Regions from separate parts of the Mus musculus genome. Here region 1 is linked to region 2. A link is a contact called in ENCODE POLR2A ChIA-PET data. All regions are on one chromosome and are shown on one strand. Each heading gives the region's core, a stretch centred on a gene start or an enhancer-like site at or near the end of the contact. The rest is flanking DNA. Distances are from core to core; before and after follow the strand shown. Region 1 holds the start of Ikbke (inhibitor of kappaB kinase epsilon). Region 2 holds the start of Fam72a (family with sequence similarity 72, member A).

The links. ChIA-PET counts read pairs that join two places held with the same protein, here RNA polymerase II (POLR2A).
Region 1: POLR2A ChIA-PET joins it to region 2 with 16 read pairs in Patski. The contact joins the promoter of Ikbke here to the promoter of Fam72a in region 2. POLR2A ChIA-PET finds 5 or more read pairs at or near these places in 3 of 5 experiments (Patski and embryonic stem cell).

What each region holds. Positions count from the first base shown.
Region 1 is chr1:131,275,753-131,281,418 of GRCm38, forward strand. Ikbke (inhibitor of kappaB kinase epsilon) reads right to left here and starts at 3,811. Exons shown (of 22, transcript NM_019777.3): 1 at 3,579-3,811; 2 at 2,947-3,035; 3 at 716-826; 4 at 1-95. The coding sequence starts at 802. The region is part of intron 1 of Gm51644 (a long non-coding RNA gene); the gene reads left to right.
Region 2 is chr1:131,523,928-131,529,515 of GRCm38, forward strand. It overlaps Fam72a (family with sequence similarity 72, member A), which reads left to right and starts at 3,976. Exons shown (of 4, transcript NM_175382.4): 1 at 3,976-4,925. The coding sequence starts at 4,774. Srgap2 (SLIT-ROBO Rho GTPase activating protein 2) reads right to left here and starts at 3,434. Exons shown (of 23, transcript NM_001081011.2): 1 at 3,306-3,434; 2 at 1,011-1,666. The coding sequence starts at 1,077.

The DNA of each region.
Region 1 (5,666 bases), core at 2,561-5,060, 250 kb before region 2:
CTCCGCAGGACCTCAAACTCCCTCACCTGAACCTCAGGAGGTCGCCGATAGCTGGCTGAGTTGAAGACCTTTACAGCAACCACCTCCCCGGATTTCTAGCGTGGGCACAGGGCGAGAGTAAGCAATGGGGACCACCTCTGCCGGGAACCTACCCCTATTGAGGAGCTGCAATCTTTTCTTCTCGTTAGCCTCTCCCCCAACCCAGCCCCAGAGGGAAGCAGGGGTTGGGTGGGCTCACATCAGCAGCCCCCTCCCCTACCCAGGGAGCTCGAGCAGCTTGGAAGTGACACACCTGATGTCCCTCAAGGGTCGACTTGTGTTCTTGCTCATTTTGTCATAGATAAGAACTGCCCCGGCAGTCTCCCCTGCCTCCAGTTCCTGAGCACCGTGTGTGCATTCTGACACAGCTCTACAGCCACTATAGGGACAAACCCCAACAGGCCCAAACTCCCAGCCCTGCTGTTCCTAGATGGCACTTGCTGTCACCTCCTCTCTTGCCTTGTTCTCTAGTCCCAACATGCCTCTGACAGAGGCACCATTCCAAGGAATTTTTCCAGCATCCCACACCTCAGCCCAAATCTATGGAGTCTTTTTCTCATCAGAGTTGACAGAAATAAGGGTCCCAGGACTCTGTCCAGCTCCATAGAATCTTAATGCCCAAATGGAGAGCCTAGCTCCAGGGCATGAAAGGGTCTGGGGCCAGAGTTGCTGTCACCTTGTTTCGGGCCTTGTACACACTGGCAGTGGCCCCCTGCCCTAGCAGGTCATCAGTATGCCACAGGTAGTTAGTGGTACTCTGCATCTCCTGGGCTTGGCTATCTTCTTCCTGAGAAAACAAAACAAACAACCATGTGGGGGGTCCTAGAGTCCCATGTCTTACCTGCAGTAGACACTGATAGCCAGCCAAGACCATCCCATAAAGGGCTCCACGCAGCCACTGCACAGGCAAGGGAGCTGGGGAAGCGGTGGCTCAGGAAGGTTAAGTAACTTCCCCCCAAAGAAGCAAAAGAGCAGCAGGGTGGGGGGTCTGCTGGGCCCCAAGCTTGCATCTGTTCTACCCTTGGGGACTGACTTCTCTTTGTCCTGTGCCCCAGGTCCCTCCCAGAACCCTTCAGAGGTAGGCCAGTTTACAGGAACAGACCTTTCTCTGTCTCCTCTTTCAGGCACTGGGGACTCAGAGTTTTTGCATCCAGGCCTGGGGTTGTCCCAGGAAGCTGACACAGTGTGGGAGGAAGGGCCCTGGGTCAGCAAAGGTCAGGCAGATCCAGTCACACTACCACAAATCTCCAGGATTGCAACATGAGCCTGGAGCCCTCACCCCTTCTCTGCTTTTGTGGCCCCTGACTTCCTACTGCTGAGAACTAACATCAGGCCACCAGGCCTTGCTCATTGCTTTACTAGAGGGAGACAGCCAAGGAGGAAGGATGGGAGGGGAAGAAAGGGAGGAGTAGATGATGTGGGGGAGTGTAAAGATCTAAAACCATCAAATCCAAGGGCTCTAGAGCTCCAGGGAAGATCTGAAACCCTCCACAACTCTGCTCCCCATCTTTGTGCTCATCCCGTTCTCTTCAAAATCTGGTTCCTCTAAAGCAAACGGTTCCAGAAAGTGAAGTCTCAAAAGTTACACTGACTGCCTGTCTGAAAAATAGGCCCAGAGCCGGTCTTTGGGGATGCCTGAGGCAGGAGCATAAGAAGGACCCCCAGCCCTAAAATGCTTTGAAATAAAGCTGCGCCCATCAGACAGAGCTCTAGGACCGCACTGGTGCTCAAACCAAAAGTGGTTCCATTCTGAGATCTTTGTTTTGTTTTTCGAGACAGGGTTTCTCTGTATAGTTCTGGCTGTCCTGGAACTCACTTTGTAGACCAGGCTGGCCTCGAACTTAGAAATCTGCCTGCCTCTGCCTCCCGAGTGCTGGGATTAAAGGCATGCACCATGCCCAGCTCCATTCTTTCTGCCTGTTTTTTTTTTTTTTTTTTTAAAGACAGAGTAGCCTAGACACCTGCACTGGTATTGAGGATGGTCTTGAACTTGTGTGTCTACCTCCTAAATGCATGGGTTATGAGTGTGTACCACTTTCCCCTATCACCTTGGTGCTGGGGGCTGAATCCTTGGCTTCATGCATGGTAGCTAAGCATGCCCTTTACAAACCAAGTGAGCTATAGCCCAGCTTGTAGTCTGATTTAAAAATGCATGGAGATGCGGGAGGTTGGGGTATGTGAAGTGGGTGTAAGGGGATGGGTGGAGGAGCACCCTCTCAGAGGCAAAGGGGAAGGGGGATGGAGTAAAGGGACTGGGAAGTGGGGGCAGCATTTGGAATGTAAATAAATAAAAACAAAAGAAAATGCAAACTTTGGAGAATGTAAGCTTTTGAGCCAGAAGCCATTTAAAGAGATCAGTAGTCACACCCCAGTTTCAGACAACACACACATGTTTGCTTTAGGCAAAGGTAAGGATGCTGATGAGACCTTCTGAAGGCAACATGAACGAGTTGTCCATGCTTCTCTGTATGGCTGAGGAGTCAGCCCAATGCAAGGCTCAGACAGGGCACTGAAGTGGAGGCCAAGGCTGCAGTCTTGGGAGCTGGGTGCAGCAGATTGTGTCACCTTCAGCTGGGGGCAGCAGATTGTGTCACCTTCATGACTCTACCTAGGCTGGTCCTCAACCAAGCCCTGCTACTGGGGCAAAGCATAGCTGCAGTCAGGAAGGCGGGCAGTGAGGTGCACAGAACAGCATCCCAGATGGGCAGCATGGCCCTGGGTTCTGTACCTAGAAGCTCTGATTGTGGCACATCTGGATTATCTCTGGATCATCCTCCCATCCACCCTCCCATCCCCAAGACCCTCTGTGCATAGAAGGTGCAGCACAGCAGCCTTCTGTGAGTCAACGCCAGCCTGCCCACAGACTCCTATCCTCCTCGGGGGCTCCTCTGTGGCAGATACACATACCTGCACTCCAAGTGGCTCAGAATCAGGCAAAGACTCTCCCTGGCAAGTGTGTGTTTTGCTTTCTGTCTGGGGCAAGTCCAGGAGCTGAGCTACACCGGAAAGAGAAGGGTGGGTGGATGAGAGGCCCCTTCGTGCTGTTGCTGTGCTGTTTGATTCTCAGCCCCATCAAAGGCCACCAGTCCCAGCCCTTTAACTTGTTCCTGTTGTCACCTTCCCTACAGTTCTTGAAGCGAGCAGAGGGGGGGGGGGGGCGGTGTCCAGCTTCTTTCCAGCTGTTCTGGAAACCTCTCCTGGTTATTTGGGCCCCAGGGGAAAGATCCCAAGCAGAGGCCAGTAGAGGCCCCCAAAGCTGAACCCCAGCTTTGCATCAGCATGTTGAGAAGCAGAGCCCAGGAGGGGAGCTTTTTTTGGCCAATCATGGTTCTTCTCAGGGCCATCATGGTCCCTGCCCCTCACTGGCCTCCAAGCAGTCCGTTCTGAGAGTGTTTTCCCACAGAGGGAGTGCAGAACACTACCAGGCTCCCAGCAACCACAAGAAAAACACAGGACTCGGGCATTCAGCTGAGTATTGACTTGAAGCTGCCCCACTGGCTTCCCCACACCACCCTCCTCCACAGACACTACACACTCACCCCATCTCCTATCTCAGTTGCAGGGCAATGCAGACTTGTGGAACTGGGTGGCACCCCCAGGGATTCAGGCCTTGAAGTCAATCCTGGGCAGTGCCTAGAAGATCCTGGTAGCTATGGGGCCCCCCAGGATCCACAGGCAAAGCAGGTGATGGTCTTGAGCCTGAAGGTCTCTTTCCTGCCTCTCTGAGAGCAGTGGGGTACCCAGTCCCAGGCTCTTAACTATCATACTTCCTGATTCACTTCTCTCTCTCTCTCTCTTTCTCTCTTTCTCCCCTCCTCTTTCCCTCCCTTCCTCTCGCTCTTAAAGGGACAGGCATCTCAACGGCTGCCACACACACCTCCACTCCCCCTTCAGTAAAGGGAAAGAGGATTCTGTGAGTTGTCAAGTGGAAGCCATAGGGCCATCGCCTGAGCCACAAGGAAGCCAAGAACGGAGGCTGGGGGCTCTGTGACAGGCCACTGAGTACTATGCTGGCATCTCTGGAGGGAAATTCAAAGCTCTGCTTAAAGTTAACTAAAGAAGTCCAACAAGTTAACCAAGTTGAAAACTGCCTAGAAAGAGCCAGGACCTGTGCTTGCCCCTCCTAGAAGCTGGACAGGACTTATCTTCCTTTAGAGCTTTCAAGAACAAGTACACACCCAGATCATAGCCCCTACTCTGACCTTACACACAGCAAAACCTGCTCCCACCTGGTGCCGTTTTCTGACCACAGCCACTCAAATGCACTGTGTGCTTTAGGTAGTATGGATGGCAGGGGGATGGAGAATCTGGGAAGTGGTTTTTTTTTTTCAGACCATGTTTGATGGTATCAAGTTCTGTACACCTTTAGTAATTTGCCCACCTTCCCAGCCATAAGCCAGTACTCCAGATATCCTGGGAAGCCGGGAAGGGGGGCTGTGCTGCTCTGGTCAGCTCTGAGTGGGCAGTTGGACAAGGGGTTAAAACCCAGGAAATTCCATGTTTCTCTAGAATGTTGGTGGGACTTTCCCCTGGCCACACCTGGTGATTTCCTCTGCCAGCCCCACCCCACCACAGGGAGGAGAGGCAAGAACAGGCCCGGAGCTTGTCGCTGACAGATCCACCCAATGATAATGTGACAGCTAGAGCCCTTACAGTGGCTTTTCACAGTGAGGCCAGGAGGGGCAGACCTGAGGGTTCCACACTCCAGCCTGTGTGTTACAGGTTTCCACCTGGCAAGAACATGGGGGATTGCACTTGTCGATCATGGACTTGGAGAGGACAGAAGCATGCATTTTCTCTAGCACATTATTTAACAGGTGCTGTAAGACCCCCTTTTCTAGCAAGGTGGACCTGTTCAATGTGGCTACTCCATCAGTCTAGAAAGTCTGGGTTACTTTTATGGTAAGGGTACCCCTCAGGCCCACGAGGTATTTGCAGTGTCACTTTGACCATGCTGCAGGCTATACTCATGTTCTTCCATGAACCTGCACTCTTACTCTCCTTTCACTGGCAAGCCTATTCTCCTTTTCCACCCAGGGATTTTCACACCTTTTAACACAAGAGCCAAGCCTAGTATCTCCTGTGAAGCAGGCACTGTGCTCAGGACAGAAAAGGGAGACATGGGCATCTAATCCCAGAGATGCGGGATGCTGGATGTGATATGAAGGCATGGCAATGCATACTGAGCAAACAGTGGTTTTGTGGACCTTGTAGGGGGAGCAGGAAGGGCTTGCCAGCCTTGCTGGGTGCTCTGAGTTAGGCAGCAAAGGAGGACTAGTGCAAGCATAGGAAGCAGGGCCAGAGGTGCAAAGAGCATGAATTGTTCGGGGCTTTGTACCTGGGACACTAGGGATAGCCAGCAAGGTGAAACTGTAATAGATGGTACTTTGCCTGGAGACTCTGGGAGGAAACATCCTTGGTGTGGTCAAGATATAGGACTGCATGCCTGTGTCCCAGCTGTGTGTGTGTGTGTGTGTGTGTGTGTGTGAGGTGTGTGTGTGTGTGTGTGTGTGTGTGGTGTGTGTGTGTGTGTGTGTGTGTGTGTGTGTGGTGTGTGTGTGTGTGTGTGTGTGGTGTGTGTGTGTGTGTGTGTGTGGTGTGTGTGTGTGTGTGTGTGTGAAGTGTGT
Region 2 (5,588 bases), core at 2,726-5,225:
TTCCCAGCTAAGGTCTCAATGAACTGTAGCCACATGGCTCTTCCCAGTGACTGGTCAGAAAGGGGCAGTGCCTTGCACAAACACAGACTAGGGCTCCTTCACTGGCATGACACCTCCTAAGGGAAATGCCCGAGAAGGGAAAGCCATGTGGGTATAGGTTTCGATTTGAGAAGCCAATTTAAGCAGTGGACTAGATGAGGAGACAACACTTGATTTCTCCAGGTCCACATTCTGCCTTATCCCTTCACGTTTTTGCTGAAAGGAAATGGACCTTTAAAAAGCATGTATTCTGGAGCAGAGGGCAACAACGCAGAAGGGTTAAACAATTATGTCTTCCTATTTTCCAGTTTCAGCACCACTCTGAGAACCTAACAGCCTAACTCTGTTAAGGTTTAAGTGAGGGGTGGAAACCAGTTTGGATGGCCTTATTCTTTCTGGTCTGTGATCTTTGATTGTATGCAGGGTGACCACGGGCCAGACAAGTACTAGGTACACCCAATATGGCTAGGGACTTCCTGAATTCAGTGTCTTGGCAAATCTCAAGCTTTAATACAGTACCAGAAAAACCCCACCTCTCCCAGGTCTCTCCAAATGGTTTCCCCTTCCCAAGGTTGCCTTTCCACCTGGGCTTCTCTACAACCTTTGAAATAAATGTCCAAACACCTGTCAGATTTCAGCTGTCCTTCAAGGAAGCTTGACTCAAGACACCCAAAGGCAAATAGCAGCTTTTTTTCTCTCTCTCTCCCCGGAGAACCTCCTGCCCCTCCCCCACCCTGCCCAGCCTTTGGGAAAAAACTGCCAAATTAATGGTCAGCCCCACAAAGATATTCCTAAAGCCCTCTTCTAGTGCCTATGGCCCCTGACACTGCTGATCCACCTATGAAACCACCTCTGGGGTCAACTTACCACCTGCTCCACCCAAGAAACAAACGCCCTGAAAATTGGGGTGGAAACGCATGCTTCACCAGTCCGCAGAACATATGCTTTATGCTAATTTTCAAAATCCTTACCTTTGACCTGAGTATCGTACTCTGCGATGATCTCCTTATCCTTTTTGAATTTGGCTGGAGACGTCATGTTTTCCTTCTTTCTTCCAAATCCGAATTGTGAATTGATAGATCCACGGGAAAAATCCAACCACTGATATCAATGCCTCCAAGGCCACTTCTCCCACAGGCAGAGAAATGCCCCGCGGTGGTATCCAGAGCTCCAGGAGAACACGAGCGGCGGGATGGGCAGCCGGCTACTGCACACACATGCAGACTGTGGGCGCTGAGGCCGGGGGTGGGGAAGTGGGGGGCGGCGGCGGCTGGCTTAAGTACTAAAGCCCTAACCACAACCGCAGCATTAACCAGGAGAACTGCAGCGCCCGGAGGCTGGCCTGGGGTCTGACATCAACGACACAGGCTGGGAGTGGAAGTCCTTCCGCACAACATGGTGTAGGGGATGCGGGGGTGTGGACGCGCCCAGCTGTGTCCCTAGGAGGGAGTGGGTTTGTCTTGGGGTGCCAGAGGAGGGCTAGGCGTTCTTCGCGGGATTGTGTGTGTGTGTGTGTGTGTGTGTGTGTGTGTGTGTGTTACCAGCTCAAAGATTCTGCAAATCAAATCCCAAAAGGGTGCCGCTGCAGCGCAGAGTGGGTCGGAAGTCTTTGCTCCGGTTCACTAGCCTGTAAATGCAAGAAAAGGGGGGAGGGGGCGATCAGTCGGAGGGAAGATCCTAATCGCAACAGGGGTGGGGTCGGGGATGACACTCCAAGTCCAGCTTTGGCCCATTCATCTTGGCCTAACAACGCCCGCTCCGCCCGAAGACCCGGCGTGGCGATCAATGTAGGGAGGAAAAATGTTCCCTCCAGGTTTTAAGGCAGAAAGAGAACACTTTGGAGCAGCCGGCAGCGCGTGCTCCGGGCGGAGACTGCGGCGGGAAAGCTGAGCTGCGGGTGGGGACTGCGGCACCTCGGCGCTTTCCCAACCCTGCTAGCCCAAGAGGGGTCCTCCCGCCTAGCCCGCGACGCGGCCCCTGACCTCCGGCTGGGGCACCTCCCAGACATCTACAGGATCCATACCAGAGGGGACAACCAGATGGGCACAACTTTTCTTCCCCTGCCACCCCTCCTCCCAGTTGTTTTGTTTTTGGTAACTAGCTTCTCCTGGCAGCAAAACCGGGGAGGGGGGTGAGGGGGGTGGAGGGGGGACGCTGCAGGAAGGGCCCGCTCCGCACGGGACATCCAGGAAAACAATGTGGTCGGCAGAAGCAGGAAACGAGCTAGAGGCGAGGGTCTAAACCGGGAAAACCCGGAGATGGGAGGCGGCAGGCGGCGGTAGCCTTCCCCAAGCCAGGTATGAGAGTGACTCTAAATGGCACCCCCCCCCCAGTATTTTTTTTGTCCCCCAAGCCTAGGGATCACAAATACCGCACCCAATCCCAGTCGGGTGGGAGGCATCAGTGAGAGTCGCTCCGGGAGGCGCGAGAGGCGGCGGCAAGGAGGCTGAGGGAAGAGCTCCAATGCTGCGGCGGGCCCCTGCCTCCTAGGCCGCCCTGTCCCCGCCGGCGCACAAGCGGCTCCAGGCAGTGTCGCCTACTCCCGGCGGCTGGAGGAAGGGCCGCGCGCAGGAAGAGCGAGCAGAGGCCGCGCGGTGCGGGAGGACAGGAAGCAGGAGGCGGGCGTGAGGTGGGGTCCTGAGGCAGGAGAGAGCCCGGGCCAGCTCGAGCCGCCCAAGCTTGGACGACCAGAGAGGGCGCCGAGAGGACGGCTTTGGGGGCGAGGCAGTGAGGGAAACCGCGGTGGACCGCTGCAACGTGAAGTGTAGGATGTTGGCAACTTTCGGGACCCGCATGAGGTTTGGGTATCAGAGTGGGTGGAGAAGCCCTGGGAGACAGACTGGAGGGCTGGACGGAGAAAGCACCCTGCAAGCCGTGAGGAACACCCCATCTTTCCGGGTCCTGGGCTGGCAGCCAAGGCTAGGAGACCAGGGACGAGACCAGCGGACCGTTACGGCGAGGCCCCTAGGTGGACCCGGCCAACCGTGTGCAAAGGGGCTGCGGGAGGGCGGTGTCGCCGCGTGAGGACCGTCCTCGGCAGTGCAGGGATGGGCGGAGAGATGAACAGTCCCGAGAAGTATTATGGGCTGCACTGGGGGATTTGGAGGGCCGGGGAGGGCGGTATGAGGACCGCGGGCGGCGACACGGCTAAGGCGGCGCCGAAAGCAGCAGCATCCGCAACGCGTCCACCCGCCCAGTCCCGGTTTGTTCAGTCAGAGCAGCAGCAGCCGGGCGTACGGGGAGGGAAGGGGAGAAGGAGCCTTTACCTGGCTCTGCCGCGACCGGTCCCAGGCCCAAGGTTCCGCTTCCCACTTAGCGTTCTCCTCCCCGCCACCCTCTTCTACGCAGTTCGGCCCCCCAGTTCCCTAAGGAGACTCCGCCAACTCCGCAAGACCCCGCCGGGAAGCTGAACCCACCCCTTTGCCAATCACCGCCCGCCTAATAGCGACTGACGGGGACTATAGCCAATAGGAACAACTGATCCATAGACGCCAGGAGTAGAGGCGGGGCTGACGAAACTTAGAGGTGTGGCGAACACTAGCTGCCTAGGCGCAGTCCTAGAGTGAGCTCCTCCCCGGCCTGTGGAAGCCTAAAGTAAAGCTGATGGGCGGGATAAAATGGAAGCGACAGCCAAACACAAACTCTCAAGAGAAGACGGGACCAATCGGACCGGGAAAGGGAGGAGGGAAGTTCAGCCAATAAATAGTAGAGAACGGCCTGGACCTTAGTGTATCCACCAATAAGAAACTCGGGGTGTGTCTTCCAAGTTCACAGGGGGGAGGGTTTAAGCCGAGCAGATGCTGGCCAATGATCTTAGGGGCTGAGCTAATATTAACCAATCAGAGAGCCGATCTGATATCGGCACCGTTACTGGGGCGTGGCCTCTGAGCTCACGTCAGGAGAAGGCCCTTGGCCTTCCAATGTGGGTCTGGGGCAAATTCTAGTCCTCCCAATCCCTGCTCGGCGCAGGCAATTCAAACTGACAGCGGGTTAGAAAAAGCAGAGAAAGCGGAAGAAAGAGCAAAACCCGGCGTGTTCGCTGACTGACTGCAGCGCGAACTGAGCCTATTCCGAGGCTTCTCCCCTCCACCTCGCTACACCGCTGCTCACTTCGGAGCGACCGCTGTGGAAGAGACCTTACGGGTTACGGGCCGCAAGTGCGAGAGCTCGGCCGGGAGAGGACGCCGAGAGCCGTGGTGCAAGGGAGAAAGCCCACGGGCGAGCTCCGAGAAGAGGGAGCGGGACGGGGCCAGAGCCCGCGTGGAAAGGGCTGAGGGGCGTTGAATCCTACGAAGAAGCCGCGTGGAGCTGAGCAAGAATTGGAGCGCTCTGCGGGCGGAGCTCGCGCTGGGAGTGGTCAGAGAGGCGAGGCTTTAAAGGGAAGAAGCCCGCTGGGAACTGGGAAATCGCCCAATTCCGGAGCCGGGGTCGGAGCTGAAGAGTAGAAGATTCTTGAAGACCAGAGAAAGTTAAACCTGTTGCGGAAGTTTCCCTTCAACTCCACTTGTCTCTCCCCACCTTGAACTCCATTTCCCTTCCCTCCCCAAGTCAAAAGGAAGTAAAATTTGCTCTTCCTACTCAATAAATACTAAGTTTCCCTTTCCACCAGGAAAATAGGACTCTCTTCCCAGTTTTAGAGCGTAGAGAACGAGAGGCCTTCCGTCTTGATTGTTAGCCTGAGGAAATCAAAGTTTCCCCTTTCAAAATTCTGCACCTCTTTCAACGTGGGACGCTATGTCTACCAACAACTGTACTTTCAAAGACCGATGCGTATCCATCCTGTGTTGCAAATTCTGTAAACAAGTTCTCAGCTCTAGGGGAATGAAGGCTGTTTTGCTGGCTGATACTGACATAGACCTTTTCTCTACAGACATCCCTCCTACCAAGTAAGTCTGACGGGTGGCCCTTTAGCTGGACAGTGGATGGCATGGGTCCCTGGGAGTCAAGGTTATCATTTGGTGTTCTAGCCACTCCCACCAGTCTGATGATTCCCTTGGAGTTTATCTAAGTGGGCAGACTGTCTGGACAAAGCCTGTGGTTTGCCCAGCGTGGTCAGTACTGAGGTCACTCTTCCAGGCCCTTAGAGTCATGTGTCTGTGCATCCCTTATGTTGACTCTTAAGGCTCAATGCCATGTCCAAACACCCTTCCTCACTGAAGCAAGTCTTTAACAGCCACTTGGAAAGAAGTGTGTAATGATTCATTTAAAGTGAAATTCATGGTTAATAAAGATAGCAAACTTGAGCATTTTAAAACATAAGGAAGTAAAACTATACATAGAGCCTCTGCACCCCTTTGAAATATTTTGTGAATTTGCTTAGGTAGTCATCATTTATTACCAAGGTAAATGAGGTGTTATTTTGTTTGTGTAGGTGCACTTGTATAACGAAATAGCAGTAGATAATAAAACCGTAAAACCAAATGTCCCAAAGGTTCTATGATCCCAATGTTGTTTTAGTTAGATATGCTCACGTAAAAATCTGAAATATTCTATCTCTTCAACATAAAACTGTGGTCATAAGGAAGTCTCAGGTTGGGTTGTTACATGTT